2 separate regions of the Mus musculus genome follow, and region 2 is linked to region 1. The links are chromatin loops, found by intact Hi-C in ENCODE. Cell type or tissue: left cerebral cortex. All regions are shown on one strand. Each heading gives the region's core, and the rest is flanking DNA. Links, peaks and the distances in the headings are about the cores only. Region 1 has its middle 5.2 kb from the start of 4930590L20Rik. Region 2 overlaps Kcnt2 (potassium channel, subfamily T, member 2).

Evidence for each region. Hi-C counts contacts between places; a loop is a spot of excess contacts. Peaks named below come from ENCODE experiments on the same cell type or tissue, not always from the same donor. Only the 100,000 strongest peaks of a DNase experiment are listed, where the experiment ranks them.
Region 2: it touches region 1 in a loop (4-fold over the local background); 9 of 42 quality-filtered maps call a loop at or near these places.

The regions. Positions count from the first base shown.
Region 1 is chr1:140,658,909-140,664,300 of GRCm38, forward strand. No RefSeq gene overlaps it. Among named protein-coding and RNA genes, the nearest start is that of 4930590L20Rik, 5.2 kb to the left of the region's middle. In left cerebral cortex, for the core only: CTCF peaks have their summits at 921 (motif pointing left) and 2,690 (motif pointing left); DNase peaks (open chromatin) are centred at 918, 1,191, 1,803, 2,318 and 1 more place; H3K4me3 peaks cover 680 bases.
Region 2 is chr1:140,528,896-140,534,287 of GRCm38, forward strand. Kcnt2 (potassium channel, subfamily T, member 2) reads left to right here. Exons shown (of 28, transcript NM_001081027.3): 20 at 1,858-1,929; 21 at 4,966-5,100. Among named protein-coding and RNA genes, the nearest start is that of 4930590L20Rik, 120 kb to the right of the region's middle. In left cerebral cortex, for the core only: a CTCF peak has its summit at 2,837 (motif pointing left); a DNase peak (open chromatin) is centred at 2,791.

The DNA.
Region 1 (5,392 bases), core at 69-5,068:
AGGTCTATAAACTTGATACACCATTTATTATATGAAAGTCTCTAAGACAATTATGAATAAAGCCAATAGATTAAGTACAGAAACACATACTTCAACTCTATGGATTCATATAGCACTAGACAGACCTAATATCACATTCAGTTGTAAAATAGCTGAGTTTCTTCACTGAGACCAAGGACAAAATGACAATAGTGACCTTTGCCATACTATTTATCACAATCCTGTACTCACTACTGAAAACAACTAGGAAAGAAAAAGAAATTAGAGTTACAAAAATTGGACCTGTAAAGTACAACTTTCTCAATCTTATGACATGATTGTATAGAGAACATAAAACTCTTCATCACAACAAATGTTATTATCAAATCTGTGAATTTAGAGTGCAAACATCTATACATAAATATTAGTTTTATTTCCATTTATAGTGATTAACCGTCTAAAAACAAGCCTGAGAGAATTATTCTGTTTTTTTGTTTTGTTATTTATTTATTTATTTATTTATTTATTTAAGCATTCCAAGTAGGGAACAATTGAGTAAATTTACCGAAGGAGAGAAGTAACAAAAGTATATAGCTAGAGCTACAAACATCAGAAAGGGAAAAGGGAAGTCACAAATCCAAAAAAAGGATTATAACTTTCAGCAAGAGGAGATTTAAGTGTGTAAATTCTTCCTTGGATTCTACACAATCCATATTAACTTCTAATAGAAAACTTCTAACTCCAGCAGTCATAGAAATCTAGTCTTATAATTCTCACCTGCCAACAAGTGTCCTAAATGGCTGCAAGTTTTAAACAAAAGATCATAAGGCCTTAACCCTATGTAATGGAGTATAGGCAAATAAGGAACGCTGAGAGAGAGATACATAGCCTTTTCCAGTGAAGAACATACTGCCTGATCATCTGATGCCCTCTGCTGGTGTGCGGGAGAGAGCTATAGTGTACTCATATAAATAAAATAAATCTTAAAAAAATTTTTAAAAAGAGATCAAAAGTGTGATGCCAATTCTAGATATGAGAGCAAGTATTTGGTGACTATATTACTTCTAAGGGATTAGTAGCAACCATAAGCCTTGGGGAGATGATTTTGTGGGTAAAATGCTCTTCAGGCACGCCTAAAGATCCAAGCCTGATTCAACCACCCACAGAAAATGCTGAATAAAATAATGCCTTAAGCTTTGTTGTATACATGAGAGTGAGTGAATTCATCAGGATTTCCACCCCCAAAATTATGCTGTGCTTAAATATGGCTAAAATAAGCTGCTTGGTGTCAGACTGTAGAAATTTGAATGACTACCAGCTAACTAAGCCATGTTGAGCCAGATTTCCCTCTTGTCTCTTACATGTTGTTTTTCTGCCATCTGCAAGCATTTACAGGAGCTCTCCAAAGTGAAGAGAGTGGGCCTTAATTTTTTTAACACAAACATAATACATATGAGGTAATTGACATGTTTATCAATTATATATTGGTAATTATTTCACAATATGCATATAAGACATAAGGTCCCATATTTTTAAATGTATACATTTGTTCTTTGTAAATTATACTTTAATAAATTTATGTAAAAGGAAATAACTTTCATTTTAGTGTTTCAGGATGATAGGTTGTCTGACATACATCAAAACACCACAAAATAGATTTTTGAAGAAACTATTTCCATGAAAGAAAAACACGGTTTATTCAAATGGCATTTCAATTCTTTGGATGGTGGTGGATGCTTACAATACCACTGCACAGAGGGTTAAGATAGGAAAATCATGAGCTCAAGCTCGGGTCCTTAAAATCCCCTATAATTAGACTTTCAGAGGATTGAACTCCTCTGACCTTCTTGGGCATGGCAATAACATACACATACATACACCAAGATACAGACAGATACACATAACTAAAAATCATAAAAATAAATCTTATAACAGGACTTCATGAAAATTATCTTTGATTTATATAAAAAAAATGCCAAAATTGTTATTCTCAGAATGGTCTAGGACCATGAACTACTATGATGATTGCATTGCAATCTTGAATTTTTTTGAGGTTCATAAAAGGGTCACCCCACAGTTAGTAGCCCTGTCCTCCTGACACAAGGAAACCAAACAGTGTGCAGACTGTCAAAAACCCAAAAGCCAAACTTTAAAAATAATCTCTCCGTTTCTGTTTTTCTTCGTGGAGATCTTAATTGTTTGCTGCCTTTCTAAATAAGTCAACTTTCAAGAAAACAGCAGATGGTGAGAAAGGAAAAGGCCGTGGCCAAATTAGCGAGATCGTCTTCGCAGCTTGTTATAACTGAGTCTGTTATTCTCAAATGCTTGCTCTCTGACAGCTACGCTAATGAACCCCGAGTACAGGAGAGCAGAATGTTTTCTTCTATTAAACAAGAAAGAGTAAACAAACGCCAATAAGTGACACAAAACAATCACAACGTTTCTTATCTTTGAAAGATGAATCAGTTTTACGATTAATTAATCTCCTTTTTATCTTAGCCAATGAGCAAGTCGTTAGAAGGGATAGAATCTCCCTTCCCAGTTCCCAGTGCAAGAAAAAATAGCTCTGAAAATACAAAATAAGTTGGAGGAAGGCATCCACCAACTAAAATGTTAAAGTCTGAAGATTTACTGTGAAAAACATACACAAATATGCAGTTCGGAATAGATTAGATGGTGCTTTAGTCTGAAATTGCTTTGTGATAGCACCATCTTGTGGTCAATGCTAAAACAATTCCCTTTTCTAAACAAAACAGGGCTAAACGGAGCTACAGTAAAGCTTCTTCCGTAAAGGCCAGTACATCTTGATCTTTTAATTAGATTTTATGTTAAAATGTTATGTTATGTTATGTTCTGAAATTTATTTCTATTATTAAGAATTTCTCAAACTTATAGGATTTGGTGGTGCCAGCTTTTGATCCCTGTGCAAGAGGGGTACAACAAGAGGCTCATAGATTTAGGACACTTAAGAACATGTGTCTTAAACAGAAGCAATGTAAATCTTTTTAATTTTATAAGTCATTTGAACTACATTCCATACTAATTATTATTTTAAGAAATACTTAATGATTTTGGAAGGCAGTTATGTTTAAGAAAAGAAATGACATATGTTACAAGTATGAACTTACTTAAACCACAAATATATTTTCATCTAACAATATATTTTAAGCATATTTGGAATAAAGCACATTATTAGCAAACCTTTACAATATTTTAGTTCTATGGGATTGATAAAAGGCCACGAATCCTTTACACTGTGATATGACAGATGTCACAGTGCAATAAGACAAAGGTCACCACAGTTTCAAATTTGCAGGAGTTTTGCAGCAAATGCTTTGGAACATCTTGTGCTCTAGTTTTGTGGAGTGTTTTTTTGTTGTTGTTTTTGATAAGTCCCACACTATTTTCTTTTCCTCAGATGCTGTCTGAAAATACCTAATTCTCATGAGCTTTCAACACTGTCGCGAATTTTGTGTTTGTTTTTGTTCATAATGCAAAATTGCTATGGATTCATGAAGAGCTTGAGTTTAAAAATCTACCATTGATGCCCTAAGTCCACAATCAAGAAGGCCACAGGAAATAATACCAGGAGGGAATATTCTATCCAACCTCTTTCTGCATATCTGAAAAATAGGATGAGGATGAGAAACTCTGACTCCTCCGTGTGGAAAGTCATAGATGTTTCCATAGGGTTATCCTTTCCATTTGCCAAGCTTCAACTTCCAACGGGAGTAATTTTTCCAAGTCCAAATAGTACAGGCTTTTCTGTATTCAGTTTTAGATCGTGCCCACTGGATAGTATGGCAGTGGAAGAGAACGTGGGTATTCTCTCACCAGGAATCCATGTTTAGGAAATATGGCCTCCACAGGTATTTTTGCGTCTTCTGTAGTTATGTTGCTGAATAGCACATGGACTTCTGTATATATTCAAAGAATCCTCACTAAAGTGTATACTCTGGTGATATTTCTTCCCTGCCTGGTGGTATTCCTTTGAAGGAAAGAGCACACATGAGTTGCTCTATGTGCACAGCCAATAAAGTCTCCCTCTTGCCTCACAGCCTGTATTCTGTCTGGACTGTTAGCTAGCCTTCTCATTGACTTGACTAAATCCCTGACTCAAGCAATGAGGTAACAGGAAAGGTTTATTTTCCTTCATGGTTTTAAGGAATTTCAGTCCATCATTCTGGATAAGGCATCGTTCTCTAATTAAGAAATCAAGATTCTTATTAAAACAGTTGACTTTAGGCTTGGCAGGATGACAAAAAGTAGAGAATACCTTTTTTTTTAATGCCAGAGAACCAGGATGAAGAAGAAGAAGAAGAAGAAGAAGAAGAAGAAGAAGAAGAAGAAGAAGAAGAAGAAGAAGAAGAAGAGGAGGAGGAGGAGGAGGAGGAGGAGGAGGAGGAGGAGGAGGAGGAGGAGGAGGAGGAATCAATTCAACTTCAATATAATAGGTTTTTGCTTCATTGTGATGCAAGTGGAACAGTGTCTCCAGACAAAAACTGCAAAGGTTGAGCAGATTCAGAAACCCTGGTGATTCTCATATCTGAGAATGGTAGGCACTTCATTTACTCCCTACCCAGTTCATGACCATGCCATCAAACATGAAGATCCTGAGGACTAGTCAAGTAGCACAGATCTCAGAGTTCTCCATGCTAATGAGACATAGATTGGCTGGTCCTGGGGGTTTAGCCAATAAGCTTCTCTTCCCAGACATTCCTTCTTGCAAAAAGTATTTAATTTCTGGTCCACCTTGAGTAAGTTGCATGCACCCATTTTCTATGATGAATATATAGTTTGGACAAGCAAAGACTGTTTCTCAAATCAAGAATCGCCATGGTGGAAGCCTTCAACACTGAGCCGTGCCCTCCTGACTCTTGGTTCCCAGTGGCATCAGATGCCTGGGAGTTTGGGAACCCCAACCTCAGCCTCAGCCTGTGCCATTTCTCACCTCTGTTGGAACCTACCTCTAGAGCAGCATTCCACCTCCCCTGGTGTTCTTCCAGCCAAGGCACCACCATGACAGAGAGGATGGAATATAGTCTAGTGCCTCCCAGATATGTCTGCCCTAATGGGGTTCCCACAACCCAATGGTGAGACAGAACTCAGAACCACACTACATCGTATATTTTATTTTCTCAGACATGGCTGTTATCTCTTAGAAGACTGATCTTTTCTAAGGAGAGGCAGAAGAGTGGATCTGGAGGGAAGGGGAGGTAGGGAAGAACTTGGAATGAGTAGAGAGAGGGGAAACTGTAATCAGGGTATTTTGCATGAGAAAATAATCTTTTCAATTAAAACAAACAAAAAAAACCCAACAAACATGAGAAAAAATAAAATAAAGCCTTAATGAGGCAGAAGGTAAACAGAGAGCTCACAATAGTCAGAACATGATTCATTTTAGCAAAGGAAC
Region 2 (5,392 bases), core at 150-5,149, 130 kb before region 1:
ATAAAATATTACCCTCCTAATGTTTTTGTTGTTGTTATCTATTTATTTTTGTTAGGTATTTTCTTTTCAAATGTTATCCCCTTTTCAGTTTCTCTCCTGGAAACCCCCATCCCATTTCCTGTCCCCTGCTTCTATGAGGGTGTTCACCCACCAACCCACCTCACCTCCCTGGCATCCTCATACACTGGGGAGGGAGTCTACCCTTCACAAGACCAAGGGCTTCTTATCCCACTGATGCCCGACAAGGACATCCTCTGCTACACATGTGGCTGGAGACATGGGTCCCTCCATGTGTACTCCTTGGTTGGTGGTTTAGTATCTGGGAGCTCTGGGAGGTCTGGTTGGTTGATATTGTTGCAACCTGTGAGGTTGCAAACCCCTTCAGCTGCCCTCCTAATGTTAAGAAGCAAGAAAGTTTCTAGAAATTGAATGGAAATCTCCATCCCAAACCCTGCAAATACATGTCTTAGAATATTGCTTAAGGACTTAAGAACATTAGAGATTGTTAAAGAGTGAATAATAGTCACTCTGTGTTTGCTTGAGATCTTTGTTTAAACTGGTGCTTAAGAGTCATCTAATGGTGAAAATAACAATATTATATGTAAAGTAAACTAGAAATGATTACAAAAGGTTCTTATGATTTATGAGTTAAACAATTCTGAATTTTCAAACTGAATTGTGGCAGTTTAAGACAATGTAATAGTACTGATCCATTCAATATGCCAAATAAATTAAATATCCAGAAAAATTCAGACAAAATTCTAACAGTGTCATCACTTGGAAGTTTGTTTTTTTAATACATTACTCTATTAAAATTTATTTTTCTTTAGAGTTGAAAGAGAGAGGAGGGAAATCAACAGGAAAAAATAGTTAGGAAAAGAATTGATCCATCTGAGGCTCAGCATCTGGGAAATTGCAAGTTTCTCACTCATTACCTTGACCTAGAATTTCCCTCCTGTCTTGTTCATGCCAAATTGTTCCTCATCTGCCAACACCCAAAGAAAATATTACCTTTCTGTGATATACCCCAATTCTGTTTCCTGGGTGCCCCTAGAGATTATTTTCTCTTTAGAAAAAAAGCATTGCATCTTTATGGCTTTCTGCATGCATTTAACATATGTTATAAATTGATTGGCCACTCTTTAATACAAAATAGTATATTTAAAAGTCCATTGAGCAGTTTTGGGGTCTATATATGCTCAGTGAATGCATGCAGGATTTAAGAGCTATGGAGTAGATGTAACTTATTAAGTCATCTCTAAGCAAGTTTGAGCTCTATTGTTCTTTCCTTTCCTGTGGTTACCTGTAAATATTTCAGTTATAACGGACACTTCCTCAACAATATACCTTGGTAAGACAGTAAAGTCAAAGGTGAAATAGTGTCAGTGCAACTTTGCACAACACAGTTTTTTCCATGCATATGTAGACTATCCTAGATACGTTGAGATGTGAAGTATGGTGTGACTATAGATATTCTTTAGACAAAGCACTCTTGATACTCAAGCTTATTGATTGCTTGTTAGAGGCATTTGTAGAAAACAACAACCATTTGTTCTTCATGGTCAAATTCTCTTCTGCATCGAGTAACTGAAGTATTCTATAAGTATTGTCGTAATCAAGAGTAATATCTGTATTTTTTAGAATTATGCCATAGTGCTTCTGATTTATAACTCACAGTTCTTGATGTATCATATGGTTTGTAAGTAGTGCAATTATATTCTCAAGTGAAAGGGCAACTTAGGATGTATCTTGTCTTTGGTTTTGGAAATACAAACTAAATGAACTTGCTTCCCTTTCCTAGAAGTGCTGCCCCTGTTGTGACACTGTGTTTCATTTTGTAACCCATCTGCTACATAGGCCAGATATGCATTTTCTGGATGCAATCTGTTGGTTTCCAATGGTTTACTACATGGTGGGCTCTATTGACAAGTAGGTGACAAAGTCTATGGCACATGATGAGTGTAGTGTCCTGTGATCTGTCAAGTTCTGTGTCTTGTTCCTGCATGATGAGTGTACTTTGTCGTGTTGGTACAGTAAATACGGTGACCTTTGCATGCAGAGCACATGCCGCTGTGCTGTGTACCCCCTACCATACTGCTAAGCTGTATTCCATTGCTGAATTGCACCAGACCTTGCTGCATGTCAGATTGGTCAGGTTCACACATTTGCAAAGCTATTTTAGTCTTGCAGCCTTTGCAAATGCAGCATTTTTTTTGCAGTAATGTTATTGATAAAGTGGCATCCAAAAGTACCTTAAAAATTCCACATTACCATATTTTCAATGTAAGTAGTAACAATTTCTTGAAAATTTATTCAAGAAAATTTCAGTTTGTAATTATATAACTTTTTAATTAAAAGATTATGTTATGCATGCAATTATTCAATGTATTAACATAAAATATAAAATATAAACATTTTGTGACACTATTAACCAGAAGAATAAGTTATCACCAGATTAATAGCATGAAATACTGCAAAATATCTGTGACTGTCAAAAAGGAAACTAAGAATATTAAATTCCAAGGAAGATGTAAGAGGATTGATTGATTGTAGACTAATAATTATTGAAGGTTGGTCACCATATCTATATGCACACGTGTACTAGAGAGGGAATATATATGGAGTGTCCCTGTATGATTCTTGTTAGCTTATGTTTGAAATTCTCATGAAAATAAAGCCCATTTAAACAAGAATACTTCCTCACACTTGCAAATTTCACATTTTCCAATTTGGAAAAACTGAGTGAGTCATGGAAAAGTAAAAAGGCATGGCTGGTGAAATCAACTTTTGAGTGTCACTCAGATGGGTTTCATTGGCTGTTATTGCCATCTGGTGGCTGAACAGTGCAAAACAGCATGCTTTTAAAAAAGGGTTGTGGGCTATTAAAAAGCAGCGAAGTATCAGAGAGAAGATACTCAGGACTCAACAGGTTCACAGCCTACTCAAAAATGCTAAAACGTTAATTAGAAAAGTAAAGCCTCAAGGATCCGAAGATTCTGCATGTTTCACTAATATTATCCCAACCTTTTGTTTTGTCTAAATTCTAATGCATCATTTAATAATTCATGGTCCCGAGTCACTACAACAGGAAACACTTTAAGGATGAAGTCAGCAAACGCACTTGAAAGCAGGGTGCTCTAAGAAACTTAGAACAAGCTCTCTTAGTAAAGTGTTTGTCCAGCGTTCACTTCTGTTTTGCAAAATCCAGTCTGCTCTGATTCAATGAAACTGACTTCTTACCAATTTATATTTCTCTTGTTCTATAAAATTATAAGAGAGAATTTTGATGTAGAAAAGCTATAAAGGCTGAAAATACAAGGAAATATCTTGAAAGTCCTAAGCGACTAGAAGCAAGTTGACTTAGTCATCACCAAATCTTCCATAAGGGACCACATCTAACATTTTCTGCATTGCTGTGGCTTATGTATATGAATGCACTGACGCTATCTTCAGACACACCAGAAGAGGGCATCGGATCCTGTTACTGATGGTTGTGAACCACCATGTGGTTGCTGAGAATTGAACCTCTTGAAGAGCAGTCAGTGAGCTGAGCCATCTCTCCAGCCCTCTAACTGTAGCTTAAATTAAGGAGTTGCACATGCTGAAAAGTCCCAGTCTTTATGGGATAATTTCTAAAATATCATTTAATCTATTTAGAAAAAGTACAGTGAATCTGATACACACAAGGAAAATCTAAAACACTAGGGATTAATCTTGACAATCATTGTATTGATTGGATATTACGATTCTGTGCTCTTTTCGCATGGGGAATTTTATTGTGAAGAAATGTTCTGTAAACAGTTTTAGCTATAAAATATCTGTCACATAGAATTGCTCCAAGTTCAAGTGCAGTATTTGTCTCCCCACCGCACCCCCAGATTATTCCTAGAGGTCTTAGGCTGAGATTTTCATAATAGCCCTCTGAAGTCTGTTAGCCTCCTTATGAGCTTTGATGAGATGTCTGGAAACTGTCTTCAGTCCATATCAGCAGTGACTACAGATTTTTACATTTTAATTATTTTTTTAATTGAATCAGGAGGTATGGACACTAACTGATTTTCTTATCTGTCCTCACTGAACTGTATAACTATCCATCCTTTTACTAGATCAAGTTTCGTCTGACCCCATTTTTTTGTACTGTTTTTCTAGTGTGAAAAATGCAAAGACATTGAAACTAGTTGATGCCTAGGTCAGGGTTAATGGTAAACATCTCTTTCTTTAATTTGCAGGGAAGATGCCAGTCAATACATTTTACAGAAACAAGAATGAAAACTGACCAAAAAAGTTCACAACTACTTATACCCCAGTTTTTCTAGTTACCTCATAGAGACAAAGAAACTTGTTCTATTCAATTTCTTGTTAAAAAATTGTCTTAATACAAACACACACACACACACACACACACACACACACACACACAGAGTCACACACACACACACCCTACTCATTGTAATTCAGGAACAATTGACAGTTAAATAGAGGTATCTATCTTTCTGACTATTTATCTATCTAAATATGGACATTTATAAATTCATATCACATACCTTTGTGTTTCTACGTTAGCTTGTTGTCTAAATTAATATAGCTGTTGCTTCTTTTATACTTTCAACAAAGCAACTTAGCAACTTAAACCAATTATAATGTTTTGCCCTTGAAATAATGCACTAGCTATAAGCATGAATCATTGCCATAATTTCTATTGAACTGTTTATATACTAAGTGTTACTGAGCACAGATTCCAAATACGGATGCTTTGGAACTGTTAGTATCTGATGAATTCTGAATTTCATATCAGTGGGTCATATTGCATTACAGTCCTCATTAGTGTATATCTATATTATCTATAAATTCAGTTAAAAGGATTCATACATAAGCCAACCAATAAGCGGATTTAGGTACTGAGTGCAGTCGTGGAGTTTATTTAAAGACCTTCTGTTTCTTTTTCCTTGGGAATTTTTATCAAAGCCTAGATGATTTGCTCAGGTGTGGAGTGACCTTTGCTGCCAACATGGTGGTGGTGGACAAAGAAAGCACCATGAGTGCAGAGGAAGACTACATGGCAGATGCCAAGACGATTGTGAATGTGCAGACTCTGTTCAGGTATGCATCAGGAGCCTAGCCTTGTCATCATTTACCTTGTGGTCTCCATGTGCAGAGTACTTAATTCTATTTGTGCATGAAGAGTAGAATGGGACATGGAAGCTGACCTTAGAGTATCTGTTTACTCACTTGATCGTGAATCAAATACTTACGTAGTACATAAAGTGACTGGTACAGAATAAAGTGGATAATTCTTGCCTTAAATAATGATGTATTTCTTCTATAGCTTCATAATAAATTCTTAAAAATTATGTACAGTAACTGTCATGATTTGGGTTTCGTTCCTAGCAGT